Linked DNA regions of Homo sapiens: region 1 is linked to region 2. A link is an interaction called in ENCODE POLR2A ChIA-PET data of the cell type or tissue named here. Cell type or tissue: Panc1. All regions are shown on one strand. Each heading gives the region's core, and the rest is flanking DNA. Links, peaks and the distances in the headings are about the cores only.

Region 1 (11,677 bases), core at 3,474-8,473, 500 kb after region 2:
AGAGGACAGGCATGTGGTCAGCTAGTTAGTGTTCCAGTAGCCAAGACAAGACCTGGCCCAGAGCAGACATTTGGGGTGTGTGTGTGTGTGTGTGTGTGTGTGTAAAGAGAATGGAGGAGGGAGAGGAGGAAGGAGAAAAGAAAGAATAAAGAAAAAAAGAAGGGAGGGAATAAGGGAGAAGAGAGAGGGAGGTGATTAGAGCTTCTAAATGAACTTTCATTTGTTCATTCATTCAACAATCAGGTTGTTTAACGCACATGGCATGGTGCAGTGGGTGAGCCCTGGGCTGGGGTCGGGACACCTGGGTTGTTCCCTGGGCTTCTCCATTCATATCCTGTGTGGTCTTGGGTAAACCACTTTCCTTCTCTGATCCTGATTTTTCTAAGGGGCTGGTCACTCAAATCTTTCTGGGCTTGGGCTTTGTGGGGTTTGCAATCCTCTGGGTGGACAGGGACCCAGAGAAGCCTGCCTCCTGCAGGAGATGCACCAGGGATGTCTGCAGCCAACCCTCAGCCAGGAGGTTCCTAACAGATCATTTAACCAACCTCCCTCTCATCCATTTTCCAAGTGTAAAAATAGCAGCCTGGATGTCTGTGCTGCCTCCCCATGAATAAGCCAGTTCTTCTTCTGTCTTCCATGTCCCGAGGTCCAAAAGGACTATAACCAAAAATTCAAAGATACAAGCATCTTTAGCCCATCTTCCATGATCAAAGAGATCTCCATGTCTGGGAAGCAGCAGAAGACAAGGGACCCTATTCTAAGAAGCACCACCTCACCCTGGCAGCCAGACCTCTAGCCCTCGGCCCCTAGAACAGGCATCAGGGGCTGCAGAAGGAGGCTGTGGGAACTGGGGACCGTGGACACCAGAACCTGGGGGGTCAGGAGGAACCAGACCCCATCTCTGAAAATGTGCACTAGAGCCTTGTCACCTAGAGAACAGTGCTTTAACTCACTCAAGTGGTTTCACACCATCTTGGTTGATGAGGAGATGTGATTTGCTCAAAATCTCTCAGCAGCAGGTGGCAGAGCCAGGCAGGGATGCGGGTCTGCCTGAAGCCTGTGCCAGGCCAGTTCTTCCTGCCCAAGGGCCCTACCTCTGCAGAGCGGAGGCCTGGCCTGGCCTGGCCTCTAAAGGTGTGACCTGGGGCAAGTCAGGTCAGCACTCTGACACTCAATATCTTCCCCTGTAGAATGGAGACCGCCCCTCAGAGGGCTCTTGGTGGGGGTGTGGGGCTTGGGGCAGGACCAAGTTAGAGCTTCCCAGACTTTTCCCCAAGGGAGGTGGCTTTTATTATCCTGTGTTTTGAAAGATTTCTATCTCTTGAACAAACTTTGTTTTAAAGTAATAATTAATTTATTTCCCCCTTCTTATTCCTCAAAGACACAGGTGGTCATCCTCTGAGAGATGACTGTGGCTTCCATGCTTGGCTGTCAGAATTCCAGTCGCCTCCAAGATGGAAGACTCTGCCCAGCCTGGATTCCTTGACCACAGGCAAAATATGTCTGGTCTGCGAGGGCCCCTGAACTGTTGAGATGACAAGATTAAACCCAGAAGGCCATCTGCCCTCTGAGGACCCCATGCCAAGCACCCCTGAGAGGGTGATGGTGATCATAAATGAAGCTGTGGGCCTTCATGGAGCTCCCTGACAGACCCACATGGCTCCTGGAAGTTTGCATGTGTGACCTGGAGGGCTCTGGCACTTGTGCTCATTTTGCAGAAGAGGAACTGTGACTAAGACATCAACGATTCCCCCCAAGCTGGGAGGTGGCAGAGTCAGGGCTTCAGTTCTATCTGATTCCAGAACGACCCTTCTGTTGTAGTCAGCTTGGCCTGGCTTAACAAGACACCACAGGGTGGGTGGCTTAAACAACAGACATTTATTGCTCCTAGTTCTGGAAGCTAGAAGTCCAAGATCAAAGTGCCGGCAGATTATGTTCCTGGTGAGGGCTCTCTTCCTGGCTACCTTCTCACTGTGTTCTCAAGTGGCAAGGAGAGAGACAGAGAGGTGTAACTCTGGTGTTTCTTCCTTTCCTTATAAGGACGTGAATCCCAAGATGGGGGTTCCACCCTCATGACCACATCTCAACCTAATTACCTCTCAAACACCCCACCTCTAAAACCTTCACATTGGAGGTTAGGGCTTCAACATGTAAATTTGGGGGGAACACAAACATTCAATGCATAACATGCCCAAAACCCCAACACTAATCTCCCCCTTCCCATGACTGAGTCCAGCAAGGCCTCCGTGAGTGGATCCTTGCCCTGGAGGACTTTGCAGTGTAGCAGAGAATGCTGGACGAAAATTGATCTGACCAAACTTGCAAGGCAGCCATGCAAAGGCCCCAGGAGGCCTCGCAGGATTTGGCCAAAGATTGGCCACTGGTCCTGCATCAGAGCCAGACAGCCAGGAGAACTCTGAGCTTCCCTCTCTGTGCCTCAGTTTCCACCGCTACAGAGCACGGACACTGATGCCTCAAAGGGCTGCTGAAAGCCTTCCAAGAAAACAGCAGAGGTCAAAACGCCCAGCGACCTGCGACTGAAACAAATCCGCCCTCGGGCTGCAGGCCTTCTCTGTGCGTTGCCAGGTGGGGGCGGGAAAGGAAACGGAGGAGGATCGCATTCTGGGGGCCTGTCCCGGGAACTGGGGCCGCCCCGCAGAGTGATGGCCACAGTGGGACGAACCTCCAGATAAATAAGAACAGTCCGCGTGAGCCGGGCTCATCTTAACACTAAGCAGAGGGGCCTGGGGCCGGACTTGAAAGCTGCCGGCTGAGATGGATGGGCTGCTGCCGAGGCGGGGGCAGCTGGGCGCGGGGAATGAGTGATGGGGTGTCGGGGCGCTCAGTCACCGCCAGCCAGAGATGCCGGCCTCTGTCCGGCCGCCGGGACATGTGCAGGGCCGCCGCCCCTCCCACGGCCCTGCGGGGGATTTATGGCTTCGTTAAAGGCCCGGAGAGGGGCTGAGGCCAGGCCTGCGGTGGGAGGGTTGGATGTCGGCCTGGCTGCCCCTGCTGGATTTCCGCCCTGAGCAGTGGAGGGGAAACCAGGCCGGGCCCCACAGGGCAGTGTGGCTAGGGGTCAGGCACAGAGGGGCGTGAGGCCTGGCCTCCTTCCTTAGGTTGGCTGGCCCCGAAGGACGCCTGGGTGGAGGGTGCTGGCATCTCCCAGTGACCCCCTGTACCGGCCCCACCCTTGGCTCTTGGTCTGTGTTTATACCTTGGCGCCTTCGCAGCTCCGCTTGCTTTTTCCAGCTGCCTTGCTTTTCCCCACACAGGTCCTTCTGCCTGGAGTGCCCGGTGCCTTGCAGAGCTCCCACCCTTCCTTGTTGCCTTGGCGCCTGTGCCACCGCTGTTGGAAGGCTTCCTTTGACACTCCTGCTCCATCCTGGCAGTGCGGGGCTCCCTCATCAGGGCCCTGCTTTTCTCCTTGTCCATCAAGGCAGGGATCCCCCTTATTCTTCGTCTTTAACCTGTGATATTAACTAAACCATTTATTGCGCTCTACTATGAGCCAGGGGCTGTGCTCAGCATTTCAGTATTTTATTACTGACTGTGTTCATCCATTCATTTCATAGACAGGAAAACTGAGCCTTGGAGAATCACTTGCTAGGATTCAAACCAAGGTCTGTCTGATTCCAAAATACAAAAGTGCTTGTCAAGTCCGTGAAGCACCAGCCTTGGGGAAAATCAGCAAACATGGAACAAGTTTTCTCTTTTTCCCTTGCTACTGTTTTTCTGAGTCTGGCATCCCATAGATTCAGTGATATGACTTCACATATGCACAGTAATGGGACTTCACATATGTCCTCTGATTTGATCCTTATAGCAATTTGGTGAGGTCAGCCTTATGATGATCAACCCATTTTACAGAGTGGAAAAACTGAGATCCAAAGAAGGGACATGCCCCGCCAGGGTCACAGCCAGCAGGTGGCTGAGCCAGGGTTCTAGGATGTCCCACACTCTTTCCAAGGCCCCTCAGCTCTTCTCACACCTCCTCTCTCTCAGCTAGGTCTCAGCTCTGGAGGGCGGACCTAGGGAATGCTGAGACCCTGCAGGTGGACTTTTGATCCTTCTCACTGGGGGAGCACAGGAGCCTTCAGGCATGAAACTCTTGGGTCATCCATGAGCCTCCCTAAAGCCCAGGCCCTCGCTAACACCCACTCCACTGACCTCGCTCCAGGAGAGATCCTTTCCTTTGGTAGGATAAAGCCCCTGGCTCCCAAGTCACCCTGGCCTCCTACCCCTCTACATCCTTTTGTGCTGGGGTTGAGGTCCCTGCCTGCCTGGACCTGCAGCTCTGGAGTTGGCACAGCTGTTAGTCAGGAAGCAGCCTTCTCCCACCACCTCAGCCTCCCTGATGGGTACTCTGGCTCAAATAAGAGTGTGGACAACAGCTGGGCGTGGTGGCTCACACCTGTAATTCCAGCACTTTGGGAGGCCGAGGTGGGTGGATCATGAGGTCAGGAGTTTGAGACCAGCCTGGCCAATATGGTGAAACCCTGCCTCTATTAAAAACACAAAAATTAGCCGGGTGTGGTGGCACGCACCTGTAGTCCCAGCTACTCGGGAGGCTGAGGCAGAAGAATCGCTTGAACCCAGGAGGCGGAGGTTGCAGTGAGCCGAGATTGCACCACTGCACTCCAGCCTGGGTGACAGAGCGAGACTCAGTCTCAAAAAAAAAAAAAAAAAAAGTGTGGACTACAGACAGTCCATCGAGGCTGGCTGTCTGGGGAGGAATTGGAGCAATGCAAACTGGATGCCTTTTTGCCCTCCACGTCCTCACAGCCCCACTGCCTTCTGGGTCTCTTAATCATCTATTTTGGGTCCAGATTTTTTAACCAGTTGAGATTCTTAACACCTGTCCCAAAGGATCGGTCAAGCTCCCCATTAATTCCCTATTTAGGAGGAAAGGGAGGCTTTGAGGAGGAGATTGACATGTCTGCAACTGTTGTGGAGCACAGGACTAGAGTTAGCACTTGAGCCTGCAAAGATTTTTCTGCCTCCATCATTCATTCATTCATTCATTTATTCACTCACTCATTTACTCACCTACTGTGTGCAAGGCCCGTTTGTTGAGCACCTACTATGTGCAAAAGCAATGTTCTAGGCATTGGAATACCTTCATGAACAAGACTGGCAAATATTTTGTCTTCAGCTATAGCCCAGTAGAAAAGACAGGCATGAGACAGAAGTTCAGAGAATAATTAAGGCATGCTATGACAAATCACTTTGCTCACATCTCTGCTCAAATGTCACCTCTTCTGAGTGACCTTTCCGGACCCCCATGTCTAAAATACCACCCCATCAATCTCCATCCCCTTTCCTGATTTTTCAAAAAGTAGGAGTATGAGTATTTGGTACAAGGTTATGCATTTCTTTGTTTTCCTGTCTTCCCCACTAGACAGTGCACACCACGAGGGTGGGAGTTGTGACCCCTTTGTGCTCTGTCTCCAGCACCTGACTTACCATGTGCTCTGAGTAGATACTTACTGAATGAAACATGAATGAATGAATGAATGCTACAAAGAAGATATACAGGTGCTCTGGGAGGAAAAACAGGGAAACCCAGCCTAGCCTGGAGTTCAGGGGGAGGTAACCCCCAAAGCAGGAGCTAACTTCAGACTGAGCTCCAAAGCAGGCCAGGACACTAGAAAAGAGGCAGGAAGTCTGGGCGCGGTGGCTCACGTCAGTAATCCCAGCACTTTGGTAGTCCAAGGTAGGCAGATCACGAGGTCAGGAGTTCAAGACCAGCCTGGCCAATATGGTGAAACCCCGTCTCTACTAAAAATACAAAAAAACTAGCCAGGCATGATGGTGTGCGCCTGTAGTCCTAGCTACTCGGGAGGCTGAGGCAGGAGAATTTCTTGAACCCAGGAGGCGAAGGTTGCAGTGAGCCAAGATTGAGCCACTGCACTCCAGCCTGGGCAATAGAGGAAGACTCCGTATCAAAAAAAAAAAAAAAAAGAAGAAGAAGAAAGAAGAAGAAGAAGAAGAAGAAGAAGAAGGAGAAGGAGAAGGAGAAGGAGAAGGAGAAGGAGAAGGAGAAGGAGAAGGAGAAGGAGAAGGAGAAGAAGAAGAAGAAGAAGAAGAAGAAGAAGAAGAGGCAGGAAGAGCATTTCAGGCAGAGGAACCACAGCATGCGCAGAGCCCAGGATATCGACGATCTACAAAGGTCCCCTATCTGCAAAGCTTCCCCTACAGGACAGTCACAGGCAGCTGCCTTGAGGGCACACCAGGGGGAGCCAGCAAGCCTTTGATGGCACCGCAAAAGAGGCTCCAGATCCTCGGATTAAAATTCTGGCTATGTGATCTTCGGCAAGCTCTTTAACTTCCCTTAGTTAGCCTCTTTTCTCATTTGTAAAATGGAGATGAGAGTGACACCTACCTTGAGGGGTTACTGTAAGGACACAGAATGACAACTTCAAGTTTTTTAGATGAGAGCCTGATCCGTGGTGAGACTTTAACAAATGCTGGTGGCCGGGTGCAGTGGCTCATGCCTGTAATCCCAGCACTTCGGTAGGCCGAGGCAGGAGGATTGCTTGAGGCCAGGAGTCCCAGACAAGCCTAAATAACATGAGATCCTGTCTGTACAAAAAATTGGAAAATTAGCCAGGTGTGGTGGCATATGCCTGTGGTCCCAGCTACTCAGGAGGCTGAAGTAGGAGGTTTGCTTGAAACCAGGAGTTCAAGGCTGCAGCAAGTCATTGATTGTGTCACTGCACTCCAGCCCGGGTGATAGAGTAAGACCCTGTCACTAAAAAAGTTAAAAAAAAAAAAAAAAAAAGCTGGCTATGTTAGCACAGTGCTGCCTCTCCTCACCCACTAGAAAATTTAGGCCAAGGTAATCGGGCTGTCACAGAAGCAATATTCTCAGCTGGCTTTAATCTAGGAACGGTGGGGTGGAAAATAAAAAAGACTCCCAGTCCCTTGAGCAAAGCAGTTGCCTCAGCCTCAGTATCCCCATCTGCTCAAGGAGGCCTCGGCCGGCTTCTCCGTGTGGCCGAGTTTCCCTCTCACGGCCTGTTCCCAGCCAAGCTTCCAGTTCCCTGAGGTTTTCACTTCCTGTCAGAGACCTCAGGGCCTTACACATCCAGGCCTTCACCTCCTGCACGGATATTTTGCACTTTCCACCTTCCCCCAGCCCAGATGTCCTGGAGTCCTGCCTCCCCGGCTCCCTCTGGGCCTGCTCTCTGTCCCTGCCTGGCCACCACCTAGCCAGCAAGCTGTTGGTGTCTCCCCAGGCACGCAGCGCCTGGTGCAGGGGCTACACTGCCCTGAAAACCCCCAGGATACCAAGCACCCCCGAACTCCACCCATCTGTGATGACTTCAGCAGAAAGTCCTGCCCATACTTGTGGAAATTAGTGTGTGTGTGTGTCGGGGGCGGGGGTTGGGGGCTAATCTTAGAGAGGGCCCTATTTGCCCCTCGCTGCACACCACAGGGAAGACATGCTCCAGGTAAGTGCACGTTTTCACACATACTCTCGAGTGCACGTGGGCTCGAAAGGGCTGGAAAAGCTTCCCCCTGGACAGAGCTAGTCTCAGAAACTCAGGACGTGGGAAGGGGGTCACTGAGGGGGAGGCTCTGGCACTGGGCCCAGCACTGTGGTTTCTGATGCTGCCTCAGCCGCCAATTGGAAGGAAGCTTGGGAGGAGGAGGAGGAAGCGCTGAGTGTGCAAATGAGCAGTGACATGGGAAATCTCACAGGGCAGAGGCAGCCTTCAGGATCTACACCAGGACGAGGTGACCTGGTTTCCCCTGGCTTGGTGGCCCTGGAGGAGTCACTGTGCTTCTCTAGGCTGATTCCCTCTTCTGCAAAATGTCAGTCCCAGACAGTAGGCAGCAAAGAGTGGGTAGACCCGAGTCCCAGTCACAGCCAGTCTCCCCGGGATCCTGAGGCTGCAACAGAGGGTGCTCCTCGCTGGGCCTCCATGTCCTCATCTACAAAATGGGGACAGTGACCCTGATCTTGCAGGATTGCCCCAAGGTTGAGAAATGGTGTACACAGAGCATCAGACACACTACCTCTTAGATACATCCCTTCCTCGAGGTGCCTGCCAGGCCCCAAGTGAGATCAAGCCTCCTCTCTAGGGTCTTCCCTCACCGACAGTGGCCTTCACAGCACTGGGTGCTGTCTGAACTTTTATGCATATTCATGGGATGATTTGACAAACGTCCCTTTCCGCACTAGATTGTAAGCTCCTTGAAGGCAGGGATCCCAGCCTGGCACATAGTAGGGGCTTCTCTTAGTCAAGATCCAGCTAGGAAACCAGAACTCAAGTCAGGTATTTCAACAGAGGGCATGTGATATAGGGAGCTAGTTCGGAAGGTGTTGGAGGAGCTGAAAGGCCTGACCGGGGATGGTGAGCCACCCACCGACAAGCAGCGGCAGGCAGCTGTGACAACCTGGGACTCCAGAGACCGGGGAGGAAGTGCCGATACCCAAAGCCTGGGAACCAGACTAGGTGTGGGACACCGGAACCACAGTCAGGCAGGGGGCTGCCCATGGGAGCTGGAACCCTGGCGGTGACCCAACCACTTCCCAAGTTGCCACTAAAGCAGAGAGAAATGAGGAGGAAGACCCTGGCTCCTCCCTTCCGCCCCGCCCGCTGATCTCCATCCAGTTCTTCCCATTGGCCAAGACTAACAGGAAGCCGGCGGGCAAAGGAGCCTGGGAAATATATCAACAGTTGGCAGGAGTCAGCCCCGAGACACAGGGGAGGGCCAGGGAAAAGTAGAGGATCCATCCGTTCGCTTTCTGAGAGGGAAGGACAAATGGCAGTCCCAGGGCTCCCCTTATTTACTGGTTCACAAATGCCTACAGCATTTACGAGGCACACAGGGCAATGTTCTGAGCTTTTGACGAATGAGCAGCAGGAGTTCAGTAAATGATACCCGTCCTTGTTGATGGTGCTTTTGTTTTTGTGGTCAGACGCGTTCCAAGGGGCTCAGACCTGCTGTGATTCTGAGATTTTTCTGTCTCTGACCCCAAGATCCTCACCCCAACCCTGGCCTTTTTGGGCTCAGGGAGCCCAGACCCACCCCCTTCTCCAGGCCCTGCTGAGAGTAGGGGGAGGAAGGGCAGAGGATGCAGCCCCCCGGGCCTGAGCCCCTGCAGAGCCCCTCCATCTCTGCCCCGGGCTCCGTGGGGAGCAGGCTCTCCCTCTCCCCGCCTGTCAGTCAAACCCTGCCGCTTGGAAGTTCAAGCGTGGCCAAAAGGAAGCAGATTTCAAAACACACCTCTGCTCGACCCGCTTTCCTCCCCGCCCCCTCATCCGAGCTGACCCAGGCTCTCTGGGGGCTCCCTTGCCCCAGGCCTATCCCAGACAGAGCTGAAACCATAAGGATCTGGGGTAGACGTCGGGTGGGGTGTGGGGAGCAATAAGGGGAGCCAGCAAAGGCTCCCCCAGCAGCCTCGGCCCACCCCTGTCTGAGGGCTGCTCCTCCTGCGTGGAGAAGAACCTGAGGCAGATCCTCAAGAAGGGCCCTGGGGGCGACAGGTGGGAGGGGCCTGACCCCTGAAATTCAGTAAGGCCGGGGGCCTGCCTGCTACCTTTCCACACTTGGTGTTTTATTTATGATGCCATCCCTGCACTAGCACAAGCCTTGGCTTCTAGAAGATTCTCTGTAAATATCTGTTGAGTGAATGTGTGAATTCGTGAATTCCCACTAAGGAGAAATTGGTTCCACTTTGACTCAGAAGGTGAAGGAAGGTGTGGGGCTGGAGGGGCCCTGATAGTTCCACCAAAACCAGAGCCTCAGGGGCCTCGCTCCTCTGTCATCGCCTCCCTCTGGCTTCCTCTCAGCAAGGGGGTTCGGGTCAGAGCCCTTGGGACCCCATCCCAACCCTGCTGCCTTCTAGCTGTGTGACATTGGACAAGCCAGTCCCTCTTCAAACCTTAGCTTTCCTCACCTATGTCATGGGGAGAGACCTGTCTCCTCCACAGCGTACTGTGAGCCCTGAATTGAACCAGGTCCCACAAATAAATCCTAGTACAGCTCCTGTGTGCAACAAAACAGGCCTCACAGATACCAGCAACCTCACAGATACCAGAATGCACTGGAATGCCTTTCCACAAGGTTGTCAATAGGGTTAAAAGCACGGCCACTGTGAACAAATAGCAAATAGCCATTGCTTCTTGGCAATTTCTTTGCAAAGGCAGATGGAAATGAAGCAATGCCCAGGCGTGGAGGCCGATTTTGGAATGAACGTCTTGACAGTGGGAGTTCACCCTTCCGGGTTGTTTTGCGAGTTTTTTTCTCATCTCCCCTGGTGCCGTCCTCTCAAAGCCCGATCATAAAAGCAACGACAGCTGGGACCACATTGTTCACTTTATTGCAGTTTTGTTTTCCGTTTGGAAAATCTCTCCCTAGAATGTGCTTGAAATTTTGAAGAGGTGAGTTAATATATTGATGATGTCTTTATTGTCAGGACACTTCCTGAATTAGAAATAAAAGGCTCTGCTGAATTCAATCAAGTGGCATGGGGGAAGGGGTCCTTTCCCAGGATGGAAGCCCTCCTTTTGTGGCCAGCCTGGAGGGGGTAGGGGACCAAGCTTTCTGAGGCTCAGAGAAGACTCCTCTAATTCTAGAGCTTGACAGTTGGTGCCCAGTTTCCCCCAAAGGCAAAGGAGAAATCCTTGCCCTCCAGGGAGCAAAGGGCCAGGCAGATGAATGTCCGAGGTGTGGGTCCATTCCTGGCTCCTCCTGGATAGCTCAGCTCCCTACCAGCCCCAGCCTGATCCTCCCCCGGTAACGCACTTCATGTGAGTCACCCGGGAGCATGGTGCGGGACCTCCCTCTGCAAAGCTATGAGGAGACAAACTTTGACCTTGGTGCCCTCTCCACCGTGAGTTCCCCTCCTCTGCTCCACCAGGCCTCACCAGCCTGAGCCCTCATTCTTGAGGCCCCAAAGCCTCTTCCCTGCCACTGCCACTTTCTTACTCTCCTGTCGGAATGCCTCTGATCTTTTGAGTCTGAAGTCTGTGAATCATAAGAAGAGGCAGATGGCACGGTGGACTGCAGAGACCAAGGTCTTGGAATTACACAGATCTAGACTTGAGTCTCCTTAGTCTCTTAGTTGCTGTGTGATGTTGAGCAACTGACTTCGTCTCTCTCTGTGCTCAGTTTCCTCTGCAGTGATGGAAACACCCAGCACAGTGCCTGGTGGCTACTGATGCTACTTGTTCACTTTCCTAAAGTCTGTTATTGCTAGGGAAAGAAGGAGCCCATGGATTTTGGCAATGGATGGCACCAGGCAGCAAAAACTTCTTTTCAAGTAGAAACAAAGGACAGGGATGGTCATTTTAATGAACACCTACTATGCATCAGGCACACAGCAACCCTATTCTACAGACTCAGAGAGGTTAAGTTACTTGCCCAAGGTCACACAGCTAATGAAAGAGGTCCAGGTTCCTACCTGGGCTTATCAGACTCCCAGTTCATGCTTAGTTTTCTTCGCCCTTGGCAAAGCAATGAATCTCAAAGGGTGGAATGTGGATCCCCATGGGTGGGTGGGGCACGGGAAGCCCCTGCTACTGAAATCCGCAAGCCGGCCCTGCTGTGAAGGAGGGAAGGGTCAGGGCCGAGGCCCCACCACTCTTGCCCTCCTTCTGGTGACCTTGGCTGAACGCAGTGGGGGACTGCCTTCACCTGGAGCAGTCGTGCTCTGGGAAGT
Region 2 (11,677 bases), core at 2,775-7,774:
GCTGATGATCCCAGGACCATTTGTTGAATAGGGTGTCCCTTCCTCACCTTATGTTTTTGTTTGCTTTGTTGAAGATAATTTGCTGTAAGTATTTGGCTTTATTTCTGGGTTCTCTCTTCTGTTCCATTGGTTTATGTGCCTATTTTTATACCAGTACCATGCTGTGTTGGTGACTATAGCTTTATAGTATAGTTTGAAGTCAGGTAATGTGATGCCTTCAGATTTTTTTTTTTGCTTAGTTTTGCTGTAGCTATGAGGGCTCTTTTTTGGTTTCATATGAAGTTTAGGGTTGTTTTTTCTAGTTCTGTGAAGAATGATGGTGGTATTTTGATGGGAATTGCATTGAATTTGTAGACTGCTTTTGGCAGTATGGTCATTTTCACAATATTGATTCTACCCATCTGTGATCATGGAATGTGTTTCCATTTGTTTGTGTCATCTATGATTTCTTTCAGCAGTGTTTTGTAGTTTTCCTTGTGGTGGTCTTTTACCTCCTTGGTTACATATATTCATATGTATTTTATTTTTTTGCAGCTATGTAAAACAGGTTGAGTTCTTGATTTGATTCTCTGCTTGATTGCTGTTGGTATATAGCAGTGCTACCGATTTGTGTACATTGATTTTGTATCTTGAAACTTTACGGAATTCATTTATCAGATCTATGATCTTTTTGGATGAGTCTTTAGGGTTTTCTAGGCATACGATCATATCATTGGTGAATAGAGGCAGTTTGATTTCCTCTTTACTCATTTGAGTGCACTTTATTTCCTTTTCTTGTCTGATTGCTCTGGCTTACATTGATTGATTTTTGGATGTTAACACAATCTTGCGCTCCTGGAATAAATCCCACTTGGTTGTGGTGTTTTATCCTATTTTTATTTGTTGCTTCATTAAGTTTGCAAGTATTTTGTTGAGGATTTTTGTGTCTATATTCATACGAGGTATTGGTCTGTAGTTTTCTTGTGATCGCTTTGTCTGGCTATGATATCAGGGTAATTCAAGCCTTATGAAATGAGTTGAAAAGTGTTCCCTCCTTTTCTGTTTTTGGAAGAGTTTGTGTTGATTCTTCTTTAAATGTTTAGTAGAATTCACCAGTGAAGAATTTTGGGCCTATGCTTTTCTTTATGGGAAGTTTTCTGGTTACTAATTCAATCTCTTTATTTATTATAGGTCCATTCAGATTTTCTATTTCTTCTTCTTCTTTTTTTTTTTTTTTTTTTTTCGAGAAAGAGTCTCACTCTCGTTGGCCAGGCTGGAGTGCAGTGGCACCATCATGGCTCACTGCAGCTCACTGCAGACTTTCTGGGCTCAGGTGATCCTCCCACCTCAGCCTCCCAAGTAGCTGGGACTACAGGTGCACACCACCATGCTCAGCTACTTTTTTATACTTTTAGTAGAGGCAGAGTTTTGCCATGTTGCCTAGGCTTGTCTTGAACTCCCGGGCTCAAGCAATCCACCTGCCTCAGCCTCCTAAAGTGTTGCGATTATAGGCATGAGCCACCACACCCGACCTAGATCTTCTATTTCTTCTTGATTTAATTTGAGTAGTTTGTGTCTTTCTAGAAATTTTTCCATTTAAGTTATCTAATCTTTTGGCGTATGTGGTTTCTGGTATTCGCTTATGATCCTTTTTATTTCTGTATGATTGGTACTCATGTCCTCCTCTTTCATTTCTGATTTTTGTAACTCGAATTTTTTCTTTCTTTTTTCTTGGTCAGTCTAGCTAAAGGTTTGTCAATTCATTATCTTTTCAAAGAACCAACTTTTAGTTTTGTTGATTTTATCTGTTTTTTTTTTTCTATTCTCTATTTCTGCTGCAGTTTTTATTATTTCCTTCCTCTGGCTTGCTGTGGATGAAGTTTGGTTTTAATTTTCTAATTTCTGAAGGTGGAAAGTTAGGTTATTTATTTGAGAGCTTTCTTTTTTAAAAATATAAATGTTTATAGTTATAAATTTTCCTCTAAGTACTAATTTAGTGGTCTCTCATAAGTTTGGTATGTTGTGTTTTCACTTTTATTAATCTCAGATCATTTCTACTTTCCCCTGTAATTTATTATTTAATCCAGTGGTTATTGAAGAGTGTGTTGTTTAATTTCCACATATGTGTGGATTTCCTGAATTTTCTGTTGTTATTGTGATGGTTAACTCTGTGTGTCAATTTGACTGGGGCAATGGGTATACAGATTATACATTATTTCTCAGTGTGTCCGTGAGGGTGTCTCTGGATGAGATTAGCATTTGAATCAGTGGACTCAATAAAGTAGATTGTGCTCCCTAGTGTAGGTGGGCATCATCAGTCTACTGATGGTCTGAATAGAACAAAAAGCAGAGGAAGGAGGGATTCACTTTTTTGCTTCCTGCTTGTTTACTTGAGCTGGCACATCAGTTTCTCCTGCTCTTGGACTGGGATATACATCACTGGCTCCCTTGTTTTCCAGGCCTTTGGACTCAATCTGGAACTATACCTCCAGCTTTCCTGGGTCTCCAGCTTGCAGATGGCAGATTATGGGACTTCTCAGCCTCCATAATTGCATAAGCCAGCTCCTCATAATAAATCTTCTCCCATGTATATCTCTCTCTCTCTTTCTCTCTCTCTCTCTCTGTGTGTGTGTGTGTGTGTGTGTGTGTGTGTGTGTGTGTGTGTATACATCCTATTGCTTCTGTTTCTCTGGACAACCCTAACTAATACATTGATTTCCAATTTCATTCAATTGTGGTCAGAAAAAAATACTTTTAAATTTATTGAGACTTGTTTTATGGGCTGGCATATGGTCTATCCTGGAGAATGTTCCATGTGCACTTGAGAAGAATGTGTATTCTGCTGTTGTTGGATAGAGAGTTCTATAGATGTTCATTAGATCTAGTTGGTTTATATGTTGTCTAAATGTTCTATTCCATTGCTGGTGATCTGCCTGGTTGTTATATTCATTATTGAAAGTGAGGTATTAAAGTTTCTGTTATTATTGAATTGTCTATTTCTCCCTTCATTTCTGTTATTTTTTGCTTCATGTATTTTGGGGCTGTTTGTTGGGTGCATAGATGCATAGAATTGTTATGTTTTTATGATATATTTATCATTTTATTATTTAAAAATGCCCTTCTTTGTTTCCAATGATGATTTTGTCTTAAAGTCTATTTTGTCTTACATTTGCATATAGCAATTCCAGCTCTCTTTTAGGCACATTTGCATAGTAAATATTCTATTCTTTTACTTTCAATCTGTTTATGTGTTTGATTCTAAAGTGTATTTCTTATAAACATCATATAATTGGATGATATGTCTTATCCTTTTGCTTGGAGTATTTAATCCATTTACATTATTGTAATTACCGTTTAGGTAGGGTTTACACTTGCCATTTTGTTATTTGTTTTCTAAATGTCCTATGTCTTTTTCTCTATGTATTCTATCATTGCTGCCCTATTTGTATTAAATGGATATTTTTAAATATATAATTTTAACTTGCTTCTTGTTTCACTTTTTTTAAAAAATTACTTTCTTAGTGGTTGCCCTGGGAATTACAATTAATACCTTAACTTAAAACAATCTAGTTTGTACTAGTATCAACTTAATTTCAATAGTATACTATACAAAAACTTTATTTTAACATAACTTTGTTCATTGCTGTCCCTCTCCTTTCTACTATTGTTGGCATACAACTTACATCCTTATGCATGATAAGACTGTAACAGTTTTGTAATTATTGAATTATACCATTATCTTTTAAATCAGATAGTAAAATAAGAGTTATAAACAAAAACATATCTTTGAACTGTTTTTCATATTTTCCTATGTGATTACTTATACTCTATATTTATTCATGTGGATTTGAGTTCCTGGCTAGCTCATACAGCCTAAATGACTCCTTTAGTATTTCTTATAGGATTGGTCTGCTAGTGATAAATTCTCTCAGTTACAAAAAAAATCTAGGAATGTCTTAATTTCTTCTTCATTTCTGAAAGATAGTTTTGCTGGATATACAATTCATGTTCAAAGTCTTTTTCTTTCAGCACTTTGAATATGTTATCCCCATGCCTTCTGCTTTCCATAGTTTCTGATGAAAAGTCAACTGCTGATCTTATTAAGAGGCTCTTGTACATGAGTAACTTTGCTCTTGTTGTGTTCAAGACTTTTTCTTTGTCTTTTAACCATTTGACTAGGGTGTGTCAAGGTGTGCAACCCTTTGAATTTATCCTAAGTGGAACTTGTTGAGCTTCTTGGGTGTGCAGATTAATATTTTCATCAAATTTGTGCAGTTTTCAGCCATTATTTCTTCAAATATTCTTTCTACCTCCTTGTCTGTCCTCTTGGACACCCATTATGCATATACTGGTATACTTAATGGTTTGTCACAGGTCTCTGTTTGGTTTTCTTTATTCTTTTTTCTTTCTGCTAAACAGACTGGACAATCTCAATTGATCTATCTTCAAGTTTTCTGATTCTTTATTTTATCTGTTCAATTCTACTGTTGAGCCCCTCTAATACACTGTTCAGTTCAGCTATTGTGCTTTTAACTTAGAATTCCTATTTGCTTCCTTAAAAAAAAGGTCTACCTCTTTATTGATATTCTCTATTTGGTGAGACATTGTTCTCATTACTTTCTTTTAATTCTTTATGCTTGACTTCTTTTAGTTATTTGACTATATTTATCATAGCTGATTTAAAGTCTTTAGTAAATCCAACATCTGGGCATTCTGAGGGATAGTTTTAATTGAATGCTTTTTGTTCTTATGTATAGGCCATACTTTCCTGTTTCTTAGTGTGTCCTGTAATTTTTAAATTGAAATATGGACATCTAAAATAACATAATGTGGCAACTCTGAAAATCAGATTCTGTCCCTTCACTAGGGTTTGTTATTGTCATTGTTTGTTTATTTAGTGACTTATCTAGACTAATTTTTTTTTTTTGAGATGGAGTTTCACTCTTGTTGCCCAAGCTGGAGTGCAATGGTATGATCTCAACTCACTGCAACCTCCGCCTCCTGGGTTCAAGCCATTCTCCCGCCTCAGCCTCCCGAGTAGTTGGAATTACAGGCATGTGCTACTACGCCTGGCTAATTTTGTATTTTTAGTAGAGACGGGTTTCTCCATGTTGGTCAGGCTGGTCTCGAATTCCCAACCTCAAGTGATCCACCCGCCTTGGCCTCCCAAAGTGCTGGGATTACAGGCGTGAGCCACCGCACCCAGCCGACTAATTCTTTAAAGTCTATATTCTTTATCATGCGTGATCCCTGAAGTCTGCTTGTTAGCTTACTGGTCTTTTAATGATTGGACAGAGATTTCCTTAAACGCCTAGATACAATAAGTTTCTCAGCCTTTGCCAAGAGGTATTTTGTGTTCATTGGGGCATGTCTTTAATGCTCTGGCAGACAGTCTACAACTCTGCCTTAGCCTTTACTTCCTTGGGCAGAGGCTCAAGGTCAGCCAGAGGAGAGAGATGTGGGCCTTCTTAGATCTTTCATGGGTATGTGCATGCCTCTGAACATGCATGTGGACTTCTAGATTCCCAGAAATAAATTGGAGCTTTTCATAGCCGCCTATAGAATCTTCCAGTTCTGCTTTTGCTTTTTAAATCTTGGAGCCTCAGCTTTCTTATATGTAAAGTAAATGTTCCAATAAAGGACCAGCTGAGTTCCTATGAAAATTAGGTAGAGAGCTTTATAGTGAAACCTAGCATTTTGCCTGGCACAGAGTAAGTGCTCATCAAATGTTAATTCCTTTCCCCTCCTTCTTCTTTCCCCTTTTTCAGCCCCACTGAGGGTTAAAGATTGGTGAAGGTTAAAGGAGGTGAAGAAATGTTCCCAAGGGCATACAACTGGTTAAATGGTGAAGTCCTTTTCTGATTTCTAAGCCCATGCCTCTCCACCATACCAGTGTTTCCCAATAATGAGATAATTTAAGGTAATATATAGATCATCATTCAACAACTTTGCCTGCATGTTTGTGTGTATGCATAATTTGTACACCAAACCCATGACTTTGTGCTTAGGACAAGGCATATATATAATAGATATTTAAGCTTAAAAAGTGAGTCAATCGATCTAAGCTGGGTGTGGCGGCTCATGCCTGTAATCCCAGCACTTTGGGAGGCCAAAGCAGGAGGATTACTTGAGGCCAGGAGTGTGAGACCAGTCTGCACAACAGAGTGAAACTCTATCTCTACAAGTCTTCTCAAAAAAATTATCTGGGCATGGTAGCATGCACCTATAGTCTTAGCTACTTAGGAGGCTAAAGGGAAGATTGCCTGAGCCTAGGATTTTGAGGCTGCAGTAAGCTATGATCATGCCACCGTACTCCTGCTTGGGTGACAGAGTGAGACCCTATCTCTTAAAAAAAATTGAGTCCATCTAAAATCAGTTATTAAGATAAGTAAGATATGGTGCAGGTGGTATGTTGTCAGGGCAAAAGCTGAGAGTAGTGGAAGTTGGCATGGCACCACATTCTACCCACAAGCCCTCAATTCTGACATTGGGAGTTAGAGTTGGAGTGGGCAGGAAAGGTTATTTGTACCAGCACTGTCCAGTAGAATTTTCTCTGATAATGGAAATGTTTTACTATCTGTGCTGTGCTGTATGGTGGCCACCAGCCACATTTAGCACTTGAAATGTGGCTAATATGATTAAAGAATTAATTTTTACATTTTGAATTTAAACAGCTACATGTGACTAGTAGCTGCTGTGTTGGGACAGCTCAGCCATAAACCAAATTTATTACAGCTGCTCCATGGGTCTGCCAGCATCCTCTAGTCATCCCTGCGTCACCTTCATTGAGCAGAGTGTGTGGCACAGGGAGCCCTTACCCAGGGGTCAGCAGACAAAGCTTCTGCACCCAAATCCTGGATTGTGTGATAGAGCAGCCTTGCCCAAGGGACTTAGCCTTGTTTCATCAGTCTTGTCTGTGCCTCAGTCTCCTTGTCTGTAAAATAAGGGTAATAAGAGTAATAATGACTTCTCCACATATGTCATAGGCTTGTGATGAGGGTCATGTGGAATCATACAGGAGGAATGTTTTGTAAGCCACAAAGTAGTAGAAAAATGAGTTAGCTTAAACAATAAGTTTGGAATAAGTTTGGAATGGATGTGTCCTTTAGAACAGGTGTGTTCAGGCTGGGCTGGGGTGTGGTGATCCTGTAGGCTTGACCTCCACCCAGAATCCAACCACTTCTCACTCCCGGGCAGTGATCATGCTGAGCACACTGTCACCACCTTGCCCTGGGGCTATTATGATGTCCTCCTATCTGGCCCCGCCATTGTGCCTCTGCAACAGCATCTTTTCCACACTGTAATCAGAGGGATCCTTCTATGTGCTAAATTAGATCTAGTCTTCTTCAAAACCCTACAAAGGCTTCTGGCCTCTCTAGGAGAAAGCCAAGATCCTTCCAGAGGCCTGCAGGTCCCTCCTGTTCTGTCTCTGACCTCATCTCTGAGTACTCCCCTCCAGCCATCCAGCTTCTTGCTGTTCCTTCAACATGAGAAGCCTCAGGGCCTTTGCCCTTGCTGTTGCCCCTGACTAGACTGTTCTGGATATTCTCATGGCTCACCCTTTGCTGCCTTCAGGTAACCTTTGCTCAAATGCTACCTTATCAGAGAGGCTTTCTCTGTATACCGTTGGATACCTATGCACCTGCAACAGTGCCTGGTGCAGAGTAGGTGCTCAGTCATTATTGCTGAATGAATGAAGTCCTGGTCAGAATGAATCACTGGCAGCTCATGCAGTGAGGTGGTGCTGGATTGGGAGTTGGCACACTTGCTGGGTGACTTGGACAAGCTACTCACCCTTTCTGGACTTCAGCTGCCCCATCTGCATGTTGAGGCCTAAACAAGGGAGTATGAATAATCTGGAAGATACCTTCTAATTTCAAAGAGTCCATAACCCCAAGTTCCATAGAGCCCCCGATTCTGCTTACATCCTTGCCTGATTGCTTGGTGAGTTGGCCCTCCAGAGGAGCAGTGTGATCTTGGATTGGCTAAGGGATCACTTAGGATAAAGAAGAATGGAATCTAAGCAGGGGTCCCTGGGACAGAACTGAAAGGGCAAGGGGATAACTTTTGTATAACATGAGGTTCTTGGAAGTGACTCCATTGACTTGGGTTCATGTCAAACAGTCAAACCAGGGTCCCCTGGGCCTTGTTTTTATTTTATTTTATTTTATTTTATTTTATTTTATTTTATTTTATTTTATTTTATTTTATTTTATGTTTGCTTGTTTCTTTGGTTGATTTTTTTTTTTTTTTTTTTTTTTTTTTAGTATAAAGGGGCTCCCCCTGGTTTTCCTTGCTTAGTGACAGTGGTGACCTGCCTCTCTCTTCCTGGTCTATCAATGTCTACTTGTCTCTCCCTGGGCCCTTTTCTCTCTCCCCAGTAAATCTGAGAACACTAGTAGTGATTCCTCAGGATTCTCTGGCTCAACAAATTTGAGGAGTCTTGACCCATTTCTTTCTCCCCTTCACTACAAAGCCCCTTCTCCCCACCTTTCCCTAAAACCCCAGATTGTAGAGCCCCACTCTCCCTCCTGTTTCTCATGGACACAGACGTCCAGAAGCCTAGGCCCCCTCCCCTCCATCCCTCCCCGCCTATTCTCCAAGCCCCAGAAGGGGCCGCCTGCTGCTTGGCTATTTTTAGCCCAGGAGCTTTTTCAAGGAGAAAGCAGCATGAGTCTCTGAGCCAAGGCACAGGACTGCGTCCCTGTGGAAAACCTCCCCTCATGGGGAAAGAATCCAGGGGATTTTTTTTGGATCCTGGCTTGGAGCCTTCAATTTTTGTGTGTCCCTTGCTAATTTATCTGGTTTTTTGTTGTTGATGTATTGTTTTTTTTATAGAAACGAAGGCAACACCAGATTATGAATCAGACATGGACATCAACTCTTGTGTAATTTGTGATCAGCCTGGAGTTTGGGTTTAAAAAAAAATTCTTATCTTGTTTGTGTCAATAGGATGGAAACAACTCAGTGTAATGGAAAACTGGCTGGTCTGGAGGCTGGGGTGGGAGTCAAGGTCTGACTAACACATCTAACACATGATCACACAAGACTCATTCTCTATGCTTACAATGCTCTTAGGAGGAAGAGACAAGGAGGGTCCTAGTTTTATACACGGGGAAACTGAAACTCAGAGAGGTTAAGCAACATGCCCAAGGCCTCCCAGGAACACACAAAAGGCAGGGATTTACACCCAGGATTTGGAAGGCACCTGACTGTTGTTTCCCTCCATTGGGGTTTAAGTCTCAGCCCTGCCTTGTGTTAGCTGTGTGACCCAAGGCAGCCTGCTTCACCTCTTTGAGACTCATGTCCTCCGTAAAATGGGAATGGTACTACTTGGCTTGTGAATGGTTAGGAGGATTCCATGAGATAATGTGTGTAAAGAGCTCAGGACAGAGAATAAACGTTCGCACGTCATCCTGCCCCCTGCCATCCCTTCCAGCAGAGGCTCCTGGATCACATCAGTTCCTGAAGACCCAGATGTCAGTCCGGCTCCCCCAGGGTATCTGCTGAGGTTCCTGCACCTTGTTTTTCTTGTCTTTGAAGTTTTCCTTTCCTGTGGCCTTAGAACTTCTGAGATCTGGATGGTATTGATTTTTGAAGATGCTCGTTTTTCCTAGGAGGAAAAGTGTCTCGAGGAAAACAAAGGAAAGCATCAAGACAGAGGCTCCATGGGCTTGAATCTTAGCTTTCCCACTGGGTGGGATTAGAAATGCAATATATTTATTGGAGGAAACACCTGCAATGGATGAAAGAGAGGGAGCAGGAGGAGGTGGGAGGGCCTTCAGACTGTGTGACCCAGGGAGAGAAGACAGAAGGATGGGGATTGAGGTAGGAAGAGTCTTGCACTGCCACACACTTCCAAGAAAGGTTGAGTCAGGCTGATGGGGAGTCTTTGAGCCAAAGTAGACTGATGGAGGAATTCACGTCTCCTAGGAAGAGGCTTGTGCTAGTACCTTGGCTGTGCTCATTTATTGGCTGGGGGCAGCCCTGGAGAAGACACAGCCTTAGTGTGGATGGTGGCGGATGCAGGTGGACAGTCGCGGGGGCTGTCAGTCAATTAAACTCCCTCCAGCAGGAGATCCAAGGTGCATGTTTCACGGCCACCACATTCACTTACTCAGGGGCAATCTTGGGAAATTCCCTCAAGCTCTCTGAATCTCAGAGTCAGCATCGGTGAAATGGGACTGATTATCATAGTATCTGGGTCTGAGGGTTTTATTTCAAATTTCTATTGCTGTGTGACAAACTGTCCTCATACTTAGCGGCTTAAGACTACAATAATGTATTATTTCTCACAATTCTGTTGCTGAATGGGACTCAGTTAGGGGTCCTTCTGCTTCACATGGCATTGCCAAGGTTGCTTATGTGGCTGCAATCTAATGGGTGCTTTGCTGGGGCTGGGATATGCAAGATGCCTCACCTTCCAGGGTCTCTCTCTACATGTCCTCTCGTCACTCTGCAGTCTGAGCTGCTCTGCAGCATGGCACTGGCTTCTGGACCACCCACTGCACTTGTCAAGCTCTGCTTGCATGGCTCTTGTTCATGTCTCGCTGACTGAAGCACGTCACATGGCCAAATCCAGAGTCCATGTGCAAGGGCGTGAATACCAGAAGGCATTATTCACTGTGGGTCAGCAATGGTCCAGGCAGCTGCAGGGTGCGGGGAGGAGGATGAAATAACATTGCCAAGTGCTCAGCACAGTGTCTGGGGTGCCTCAATGCGCCCAATAACCTGGGGCTGGGGCATGATGAAATTGCTCTCTGGAAGGCTTGAGGCATTAAATAAGCACTCCTAGCTCTGGGAAAACATAGCAGAGTGGACTGGAGTGGGGAGCGGGCGGATACGTGGGCATTGTCCCCGCTCAAGAATTCCTACGAAGAAGGGAAGTGGTGAAGACCAGCTCTGCAGGTCCAGGTTTGAGGGAGACCTAGGTCAACAGAAGCCCAGTAGGTCAGAATGGGCCTTTCAGAATCAAGGAAAAGCCCTCCTGCCAAGAATTTTCCCAGTGGGAAGGAACTCACAAATGTGGTATGACTGGGAGGAAAAGTCCCACAGAAACTCTCAGCTCATCATCTCTGAGAGGCTCCCCCGAGGGAGACGCGGGTGGAGACTTCTCTACAGAGCTCAAGCCTCCCTGGCGACAGTGGGAGGAGTCGGCAGGAACTCCCTCCAAAATGTTTCTTGTATCAGCCTCAGTCTCAGAAGACTGGTGAGTGCACAGTGGAGTAAGGCTCAACAAAAGTTAATAATGAAAGAATGAAAGTTTAAATGGTCAGGTGGACGAACAGTCGGGTTTGGTGGATGGCAGGATGGAACTTGGAAGGAAGAGGCTCAAATTTATATTTGTTATTTCACATAACCTCTCCAGCCCTCCTCCCTGACCTTCCTTCACAGAGGAGAAACTGAAGCCCAGAGATGCTTAGTAACTCACCCATGGCCACGTAGTTTGCCTGGCCACGTGGTCTGTAAGTGGCTGAGCTGGGACTTGAACTTGCGGCATGAACCCTGGGCTCTTGACAAAAACTCCGTATCAGACCACAACACACCATACCATACCTCTTGAAGAGAAAGGAACTTCTTAGGGAATCCTGGCAAACAGGCCCAGAAAATGAGCAGATGAATTCAGTGCCTGCCAAAGCCAGATAGCAACCCCTTCCCAGCCAGGGAACCAGGCCATTGACACGGCCACCACTGTTGT

Evidence for each region. Peaks named below come from ENCODE experiments on the same cell type or tissue, not always from the same donor. Only the 100,000 strongest peaks of a DNase experiment are listed, where the experiment ranks them.
Region 1: POLR2A ChIA-PET joins it to region 2 with 16 read pairs; 2 of 35 experiments call an interaction of 5 or more read pairs at or near these places.

What each region holds. Positions count from the first base shown.
Region 1 is chr11:44,517,454-44,529,130 of GRCh38, forward strand. It overlaps LOC105376646 (a long non-coding RNA gene), which reads right to left and starts at 8,613. Exons shown (of 5, transcript XR_931232.1): 1 at 8,026-8,613; 2 at 6,386-6,585; 3 at 5,050-5,155; 4 at 3,218-3,482; 5 at 1,374-1,525. RefSeq lists an enhancer at 11,184-11,677. In Panc1, for the core only: a CTCF peak has its summit at 6,240 (motif pointing right); a DNase peak (open chromatin) is centred at 6,285.
Region 2 is chr11:44,021,841-44,033,517 of GRCh38, forward strand. It overlaps a transcript of ACCSL not described here. Among named protein-coding and RNA genes, the nearest start is that of ACCSL, 20 kb to the right of the region's middle. In Panc1, for the core only: no CTCF peak of the experiment used is centred there; no DNase peak of the experiment used is centred there.